Linked DNA regions of Homo sapiens: region 2 is linked to region 1. A link is an interaction called in ENCODE POLR2A ChIA-PET data of the cell type or tissue named here. Cell type or tissue: K562. All regions are shown on one strand. Region 1 overlaps CDC42 (cell division cycle 42). Region 2 has its middle 19 kb from the start of MIR4418.

Evidence for each region. ChIA-PET counts read pairs that join two places held together with the same protein. Peaks named below come from ENCODE experiments on the same cell type or tissue, not always from the same donor. Only the 100,000 strongest peaks of a DNase experiment are listed, where the experiment ranks them.
Region 2: POLR2A ChIA-PET joins it to region 1 with 6 read pairs; 2 of 35 experiments call an interaction of 5 or more read pairs at or near these places.

Annotation. Positions count from the first base shown.
Region 1 is chr1:22,056,867-22,061,866 of GRCh38, forward strand. All of the region lies in intron 1 of CDC42 (cell division cycle 42), which reads left to right. Among named protein-coding and RNA genes, the nearest start is that of CDC42, 6.7 kb to the left of the region's middle. RefSeq lists enhancers at 4,461-4,961, 4,962-5,000. In K562, no CTCF peak of the experiment used is centred here; no DNase peak of the experiment used is centred here.
Region 2 is chr1:22,283,223-22,288,222 of GRCh38, forward strand. No RefSeq gene overlaps it. Among named protein-coding and RNA genes, the nearest start is that of MIR4418, 19 kb to the left of the region's middle. RefSeq lists an enhancer at 3,424-3,923. In K562, CTCF peaks have their summits at 2,790 and 3,523 (motif pointing right); DNase peaks (open chromatin) are centred at 2,479 and 3,529; H3K4me3 peaks cover 374 bases; H3K27me3 peaks cover 137 bases.

The DNA.
Region 1 (5,000 bases):
AGCACTGGTGCTCTATCACCTTAAGACAAAGTCTGATTTAGGCTCTGTTACTGTTGTTCTGTAATGCTTTACACTTTAACCTTGCATCCTTTTCTGTAAAATTAAGCCATTGCCATTTGCCATTTCAATTCTGCTGTGTGTTCTTGATTGGTATATTGCTACTATAATGATTAAAAGCATAGACTCTGGAACCAGACTGCCTGGGTTCAGATCCTGGTTCTGCCACTTATTAGGTATGTGCAGTCTAAGTAACGTCTTTGTGACTCAGGTTTACTTCCTCTAAAATAGGGGTAGCAGTAGTGCTTACCTAACAGGGCTGCAGTGTTAGGAAGATTGAATTAATATATATGAAGTGTTTAGGACTGTTCACTGGCACATAGTGAGTGCTGTATAGATTTTTGCTCTTGGCACAACTGTGAGGACCCTTCCCCGCCATCTTTGAGAAGCTGTGTTTCTCTCAAACATAAACATTTTAATAACCATCCTTCTCCCGGACTAATCTGATGAATCCAAAAACATTTCTTTTTTCTTTTTTGAGATGGAGTTTTGCTCTTGTTGCCCAGGCTGGAGTGCAATGGCGCGATCTCGGCTCACCGCAACCTCCGCCTCCTGGATTCAAGTAATTTTCCTGCCTCGGCCTCTTGAGTAGCTGGGATTGCAGGCATGCGTCAGCGCCCCTGGCTAATTTTGTATTTTTCGTAGAGATGGGGTTTCTCTATGTTGGTCAGGCTGGTCTCCAACTCCTGACCTCAGGTGATCCGCCCGTCTCGGCCTCTCAAAGTACTGGGATTACAGGCATAAGCCACTATGTCTAGCCCAAAAACATTTCTAAATGAAGTGGAGATTGCTTTACCTTTTTTTTTTCTTTTTTTTTTGAGACAGAGTCTCGCTCTGTCACCCAGGCTGGAGTGCAGTGGCATGATCTTGGCTCACTGCAACCTCTGCCTCCCGGGTTCAAGTGATTCTCCTGCTTCGGCCTCCTGAGTAGCTGGGATTACAGGTGTCCGCCACCACACCCGGGTAATTTTCGTATTTTTAGTAGAGGTGGGGGGGTTTCACCATGTTGGTCAGGCTGGTCTGTAACTCCTGACCTCACGTGATCTGCCTGCCTCGGCCTCCCAAAGTGCTGGAATTAACAGGCGTGAGCCGCTGCATTCCGGCCTCCTTTACATTTTTATCCGTTACCTTTACCGTTGTCATAGAAGCAAGGGTGTCAGGCCTCAGGTATGCAGTATAGTCTGTGGACCCATCAGCATAAGTGTCACCTGGGAGCTCATTAGAACTATCAGGATTCATCCCAGTCTTACTGACCCAGAATCTTATTTTAATAAGATCCCCACATGATTTTTATGTGTATTAAGGCTTGAAGCACCCTCTTCAGGACTGCTAGAGTGATGTCTCAAATTTCGGAAACAATGTGAATGCTTTATTTCATTTTATTTTCCTATGGAAGCATAACCTGGTTTATTTTAGGCAGTGTACCACAATTTATTGCAAGGATCATAATCTGAAAATGAATCTGAAGCATATTTAGTTTTTAAAGGAATTGTTGCTTCCTGCCTATTACGTAGAATTGCCTCATGTCTGCCCATTATCAGGAACTAATGTGTTATTTAAAGTTTTTTTTTTTTTTGAGATGGAGTTTTGCCCTTGTTGCCCAGGCTGGAGTGCAATGGCATGATCTCCACTCACTGCAACCTCCACCTCCCGGGTTCAAGTGATTCTCCTGCCTCAACCTCCCGAGTAGCTGGGATTACAGGCATGTGCCAGCATGCCTGGCTGATCTTGTATTTTTAGTAGAGATGGGGTTTCTCCATGTTGGGAGTTTCTCCATGCTGGTCAGGCTGGTCTCAAACTCCCGACCTCAGGTGATCCACCCACCTTGGCCTCCCATAGTGCTGGGATTACAGGCGTGAACCACCGCACCCAGCCGAATTACGTATTTTTTAATTTTATTTTTATTTTTTAGAGATAGAGTCTTGCTATGTCACCAGGCTGCAGTGCGTGGTGTGATTATAGCTCACTGTAACCTTGAACTCCTGGGCTTAAAGGATCCTCCAACCTCAGCCTCCCAAGTAGCTGGGATTGCAGGCACGCACCACCACACTTGGCTAATTGTAAATATATATATATATTTTTGTAGAGAATGGGGCCTTTTTATGTTGCCCAGGTTGTTCTTGAACTCCTGGCCTCAAGTGACCTCCCACCTTGGCCTCCCAGAGCTGTGGGATTACAGTTGTGAGCCTCTGCACCGGGCCTTAATTTTTTTTTTTTTTGAGACGGAGTTTTGCTCTTGTTGCCCAGGCTGGAGTGCAATGGCGCAATCTCGGCTCACCGCAACCTCCGCCTCCCAGGTTCAAGTGATTCTCCTGCCTCCACCTCCCTAGTAGCTGGGATTACAGGCATGTGCCACCACAGCACGGGGCCTTAATTATACATTTGAACTTAAGTGACATTTTATTGAAAACTAATTGTGGTGACGAGGAATGGTCTAAGCATATGATTAGGATAATTCATATTCATTATGAAAACTTAGGTGAAATACAGACTTGGCATTTAGCTTGTCAAATGTAAACATGTTTTCTGCTTTCTTTGCTAAAATCATATTTCCAATTTCAAGGGAAAATGTTAAGAACCAAAATCATCTTTTTCAGCTACCCGCCTGAAAAAATTATTGCTATTTTTCTTTTCTTTTTTTTGAGAATTCTCGCTCTGTTGCCCAGGCTGGAGTGCAGTGGTACGATCTTGGCTCACTGCAACCTTGCCTCCCAGGTTCAAGCGATTCTCTTGCCTCAGCCTCCCAAGTAGCTGGGATTACAGGCGCACACCACCATGCCTGGCTAATTTTTGTATTTTTAGTAGAGACGGGGTTTCACTATGTTGGACAGGATGGTCTTGAACTTCTGACCTCAGGTGATCCGCCTGCCTTGGCCTCCCAAAGTGCTGGGATTACAGGCGTGAGCCACGGCTCCCAGCCTGTTATTTTTCAAGGGCCAGATTGAATTTATTTCTCTGATATTTCCTTTTTCCTTCTTTAACTATATGGTGTAGGAGAAATTCTCCAGGACTATCCCTGAGAGCTGGGGGATCAGTGTCTCAGGAACACCTGTGTTTATTACCTGTGTCCATTCTCTGTGTCTTAAGTGGCCATTTGAAGCCATCTACGTCCTTTTCAATTGAAAGATTATCAGTAGGCTGGGTGCGGTGGCTCATGCTTGTAATCCCAGCACTTTGGGAGGCTGAGGCAGGCAGATCACCTGAGGGCTGGAGTTCAAGACCAACCTGGCCAACATGGTGAAACCCCGTCTTTACTAAAAATACAAAAATTAGCCATGGTGGCATGCACCTGTAATCCCAGCTACTTGAGAGGCTGAGGCACGAGAATCGCTTGAACCTGGGATGCAGAGGCTGCAGTGAGCGGGGATGCACCACTGTTCTCCAGCCTGGGTGACAGCTGAGACTCCGTCTCAAAAAATTAAAAAAAAAAAAGATTATTGCAATTCATTACTCCATGTGGAAGGAGGAGAGGTGTCTGAGAACAGATCAAATGAGGAACAGATGATTAAACCAGAGGGAGATGGAGGTGGAATAAAAGAATATTATGTTAATTAGTGTTAAGGGGTATGAGAAAAGAGGATAAATTTAGTAGAAGAAAGCATAAACAAGATTTCAGCTATGGTTCATTTGCTTTGCTGGAAGACAGTTTAGGAGTATTTGTAATATTTTTAGTTTGTTTTTAATCTATATAAAAGCAGATGAAGAGGAGTGGGAAGTGAAAGAATAATGTTACTTGAATAACACTTATCTCTGGTTTCAGGGATTTTCATTACAACTTTACTAGTATTTGTTTCATTAGCTGAATACTATTGGAGAAGAACTCAGTTTTAGATAAATTCTGAAATGGAATTAATACATTCATATCACTTGCTTGCCTAAAAAACATTTTTATTATAGGGTTTAAGATTAACAAGATTTTAAAATAAGTGATTAGATTTTAGAATGTGTAAAGTTTGGTTTATAACTTGAAAGGATAGTTCTATGGATATCAGTGTTTTTTTATTTTGCTATTTTATTCGTGCTGTTTATTTGCTCTGTTCATCATAGGGGCAAAGGAAATGTTAGATCATCCTAATAGTTGATAAGCTAGTAAAGATGAGGGTAGGGGATAATTTTAGAGTAAGGCCTGTGTGGCTTAGTGTGTTTCAGAATATCTGAAAGACATTTCCATGGGCTTGGGTGTCAGATAAATTAGAAACCCAGCCGGGCAGAGTGGCTCACGCCTGTAATCCCAGCACTTTGGGAGGCCATGGCGGGCGGATCACCTGAGGTCAGGAGTTCGAGACCAGCCTGGCCAACATGGTGAAACCCCGTCTCTACTAAAAATACAAAAAATTAGCCAGGTGTGGTGGCATGTGCCTGTAATCCCAGCTACTCAGGAGGCTGAGGCAGGAGAATCGCTTGAACCCGGGAGGTGGAGGTTTCAGTGAGCCGAGATTGCACCACTGCACTTCAGTCTGAGTAACAAGAGCAAAACTCTGTCTCAGGAAAAAAAAAAAAAAAGAAACCCTTTATTATATCTTCATCCTGGAAATCATAATGTATATAAGTTTATTTTAAAGGGTTAGGGAAGTTAGACGGTCAATCAGTTTAACTTCATGTTTCTTTCTTTTTTTTTTTTTTTTTTTTTTTTTTTTTGAGATGGAGTCTTGCTCTATCAGCCAGGCTGTAGTGCAGTGGCATGATCTTGGCTCACTGCCACCTCTGCCTCCCGGGTTCAAGCAATTCTCCTGCCTCACCCTCCTGAGTAGCTGGGATTACAGGTGCCCGCCACCATGCCCGGCTAATTTTTGTATTTTTAGTGGAGATGTTGGCCATCTCCACTTTAGTGGAGACCGTGTTGGCCAGGCTGGTCTCGAACTCCTGACCTCAAGTGATCCGCCCCCTTCAGCCTCCCAAAGTGCTGGGATTACAGGCGTGAGCCACTGCGCCCGGCCTAACTT
Region 2 (5,000 bases), 230 kb after region 1:
TCAGTTGGGTTTGCTGTTAGGATGGAAGCCTAAAGTTGCCATCATTTGGAGAAAGCCTACCTGAGAGTGGATCCAACACAGAGGAAAACAGGTTGGAGGCCTGGAGAGAGACAGCTCCTGACAACTGCAGTTGAGTACTTGGATCCAGCCATGCCTGAAGCTAAAAACCATGGACATTTTAGATATGTGAACTGATAAACTCCCCTTCCTGCCAGTTTCAGTGAGGTTTCAGTCATTTGCAGCAAAGGTGCTCCAACCCCACCCTAGGTCCTTCCTTCTGCCCCACAGCCTTTGTCCTTTGGCTCTGCCCACAGTGGGGCTGGAGAGTCTCTGGCCATGCCCTTAGCAGGAGATTCCTTCATCTCCTTGAGTCTGCTGGTCAATTGCTGCTCAACATCTGTGTCTCCACTTGGACTCACCCTGCTCCTCTCACTGTTTTCTCTTTGGTTTACTGTTATTCAGAATCCTTCCCATTGCAGCTGAGAGAAGCCACATCACATCATCTTGAGCAAAAAAGGGGACTTGCTGGCCTGGGGAATTGCCCTGAGGAGTAGGGCTAGGGGGCTGGAATCACAGCTCAGGGCCAACAGGATTATCTCTGTCTGTCATTCACCCTTGCTGTCTCTGCTTCCCTGTGGGGCTGGCCTCATTCTCTCCCTTCTGTGAGGTGGAGAACTTGGCTACCATCAGCCCAGCTTGGGAACCCCAGTCTAAAACCAGAGAGCTGTTTTCTTCTAAGATCCATATGTCAGTTCCAAGGAAGAACTGACTGACCTTGTTTGGGCCATGTGCCTGCGGGGCAATCACTGCAGCCAAGGAAGTGGGGGACAATCATTGACCAAGTCTGGGTCATGTGGATGAGGCATTGGGGTTCAGTAATTGACAGACTTATGTAAGGAAGGAAGAACAGTTTCCCACAGGGGACCAGGTGGCTGATAGTAAATTAAGGTTGGGGTAAGAGGGATGCTGGGCAGAAAAGAGCAAGAGATATCCACCCCAGATACCACTATCATCACAACCATCATCTCCATCTGCCAGCATCTCCTGAATCCCTACTATGGGCCTGGCTCTGGGAGGAATCCATCCATCCAACCATCCATCCATCCATCCATCCATCCAGCCAGCCAGCCAGCCATCCACCCACTCACCCATCTATCCATCCATCCATCCATATATCTATCCATCCATCCATCCATCCATCCATCCATCCATCCACCCACCCATCTATCCATCCATCCATTCATCCATGCATGCATGCATGCATCCATCCATCCATCCATCCATCCAGCACTGATTCTGCACCAGGCCCATCTATCCATCCATCCATCCATCCATTCATCCATCCATCCATCTAGCACTGACTCTGCACCAGACCCCGAGCTAGAAACACAATAGTGAGTCTCATCTCACTCAGAGATAGGGACTTCAGCCCTAGTTCAGCCTAGAGGGGAAGAACATTTAAGAAGCCATTATATTCCCCTGGGGTAAGAGCACTTTTAGGGAAGTATAATGGACTCAGAGCAGGGCCAGCTAATGTAGTTTTGGCAGAGTGGTCTGGAAGGGTTTCCAGGAGGAGGTGACAGTTAAGCAGAGACCTAAAGGAAGAGCAGGAGGTAACCAAGTGAAGAATAAAAAGAGTCTCCAGGAGAGGTGACACTGGGAGGGCAGGAGTTTCTGCCCCTGTGGCGTTGACAGTGATGTGGGAAGACAGGACTCCTCCCTTCCCTCACTCAGCAGTGCTAACAGGGCCCAGGATGGCCTCACCCTGGGCTGGGCCTGGGATCTGGAAGTGAGATCGCCTGGGCCCCTTCCCCCAGGAGCTCCTGATTCACTAGGGGAGGCAGGTGTGTGGTGTAAGAAGAGCACCGCATGGAGGAGGCGGTCTGGAGGAGAGCAGGGGTGCGGTGGGTGCTCCAGGGAGGAGGCTAAGTCTGCACTCAGCCTTGACAAGAGGCACTCACTGGGAAAAATGAAGCCACAGGTTCCGGATCGTCAGGGCTGGTGCCTCGCATCCTCCATCCTCATAACTCCCAGTGTGTGGGTGTCCTGAACTGTGTCCTCCTGACCACCCCTCACTCCTGGAGAAGCCTCCACACCAGCCCTCCTTGGTCAGGGTCAGCCTGTCCTCTCTCCTTGTGCTCCCGCGGAGGTGTAGGAAGATGTCCGTTCCGGATGCTGATGAAGAGGAAGGTAGGTACTTGGGCAGGGAAGGTAGAATATGGAGGTTTGGTGAGGATCTGAGGTCAGGAGATGGGATTCAGGGCCTCCTTCAGCTACAGACTCACGGTGTGACCTTGGGCAAGTCCCCGCCCTCTCCGGGCCTTGGTTGATCCCTCGGTTTGGATGGGAGAGTTCACAGGCCTTGTTCCGGCGCCATTTCTGTGCATTTGGAGGTGGGGCTGCACTGGGGCTCCTGGCTCCTGGCCGCGCCGCCTTGCAGCCTACAGGTCCTGAGTCATCTTCCAGGCAGCGGGTGACCTCTCCATACCCCTGTCTCCCCGCAGCCCCGTGACCCTGGGCGGCGCGCAGGGCCAGGCCGTCCCAGGCGGGCTGCACAGTGGAAATCACAATATTGACCCAGCGCGCAGGAAGTGGGGAGGACAGGCCGCCGGGGTTCCCGGCCCGGGGGGAGACAGCTCGCTGAGTGATGAGCTCGGAGCCAAGCTCTCCCTCCCTCCTGGGTCACCGCACCGCTGCCCGCCGCCAGGGCTGTTCCTCTTGGCTCCAGGGCCCCCCTCCCTGGACCTCCCTCCTACACATTCCCCCGGCCCAGGCCCCAGAGGGGAGCTGCTGGTGAGCTCCAGGCCTCAGGGCCTCTCGGGCCCTGCCTCCCTCTAGCCCAAGTCCCGGTTCCCTTGTGCTTCCAGCATCTGAGGGGCCAAAACTGGAACTGCACCCTCACAGGCCACTGACCTTTGGAATAGTCCTGCCTCCCATTTAACAGATGGGGGAACTGAGGCTTAGAAAGGTACTCAGCCAGTTGTATCAGAGCCAGGATCCACACTCAGATCTGTCCAACTCCTGGCCAGTGCTCTGTCTACGCCGTGAGTGAGTTATCGTCGGTCGTGATAATAGTGTGAGTAATAAACTGCTCAGTTAGTGAAGTTTTTGGTCTCACGCAGCCCTCTTGCCTGCCCTAGGAGCGGTTCTGACTTTACAGACGAGGAAGCTAAGGCTTAGAGGTGGTGAGATAACTTTCCCAAGGACACAGCCCGGGAGCAGCAGGGCTGGGATTTGAACTGTGGTCCGCCTGATCTGTCTGTTCTGCCAAGCTGTGGGGCAGGAGGGGCCTGTCCTTGAAGGTCTACTCAAATGCCACCTCCCCTGGGGGGCCCCAGGACCACCTGTAGATTGTGCTCCCCCAGAGGGGTTCCTTGGGGACAATGTAGCCCACAGCCTTGCTCTCCAGTGAGGGGGCCCTCAGTTGGTGTTGCCTGGGGGTCTGGCCGTGGGGTTTGGAGGCTGGTGGGTCAACCCTGCTGGTGGGTTGAGCTGGACCAGGAAGTGCTGCTCAGGGGTGAGCACCCTCCAGGGGGCGTGGTGAAGTAGAGGGGAAATACTCCTGGGCTTGGAGCTGGGGACCTGGAGCCCCTCCCTAACCTCCCAGGGTCTTGGTTTCCTCATTCATAGAAAAGGGCTTGGGGTCCATTTGAAGGCCTACTCCCCAATACCAGAGACTTAGTAGAGCTTTGGGCTTCTATTTCTTCCAGCTCCCTTCCCACAAGCTGGGTGTCATGGGGGAAAGGGTTTACAGAGCTCTCACTGGGCTCTGATTAAGTTTTCTACCCAGGGTTTTCACTATAAGGAGTCACCAATGAAAATCTGCCAATGTGCTTCTTCTAGGGCTGCTGTTGAGGGTGTTTTCTGATTCATCACATGACCCCATTATGAGGAACCCCAGGAAAAATTCGCCGAGAATTCAGTGTAGGCAATTTGCATGAAGTCTGAGAAATTGGTATAATTTTATATTTTGGACACTGATTGTGTCTGTGTGTGTGCATGCTTGCCTGAGTGTTTACATCTTTGTTTTGCCCATGATGAAGCTCAAGGCTAAAACTATGACACATGACAGTGTGGGACTTCCTGATCCAGGTCACCTCCCCTTCCCCTTGCCACAGGCCCCAGAATATAATTTTCATTTATTGACCTACTGTGCAGCATGAAGATACAGCCCTTTACCGATTTCCTCATTTCCTTTGTGCCAGGGTGAAAACTGACTTTCAGAACGTGAACAAGGTGCATGATGGATTTATCCATTAGTGATGTCTGCCATGGGCACACGAAGGGAAGTACTGGTGCATATGCCTCATTTTTGCCTTCCCTCATTCAATCAATGTATAATATTGTATCTAATCATATTTTCTATTTAACCATATATAATTTCATAAGCTGCCTTTAAACCTTTGTGGAACAAGACTTTGTATAAATAATGGTAATTCATTGCAAATAACCATTAGGTTCTTTAACATAGGTTATATTACTATGTCCTTACCATCTCTCTGCAGGAGAAAATGGGTGGGTCATATGGCACCTTTGTGCATATTCGAAAACTATGCCCCTCTGGGCAATAATGGCTTAGTGAGCAGAGCACAGGGTAGATTTTAGCCCCATTCACTTCATCACCCAGGTGTATTTGTTCAGTGCATGACCTTAACAACCACACACAGCAACCCTATTCAGTGTCTTGCCAAATCCCATGGTTATATCCTTCACTCCAAATCCAGTTCTCATTTTATTATATGCAGCACACAGACCATATTCTGGGTCTTGGACATCTATTCAGGCTCCAGGATGGTTGGCATTTGGTCTCAGGCTAAGTGAGGCAGTGGAAGGAAGAACAGCGTAAACAACTTAGCTTGCGTTTGTGCCACAAACAGGCAACATTCCTGCTGGTGCCTGTCCCTGCCTGCCAGATTCCAGTGAGGATCCTGGGCTATGAATAGTCCCAGTGATGCCCTCTCAGAGGACCCACTGGACTTCCCGCAGGCCCGGTCCTTGGC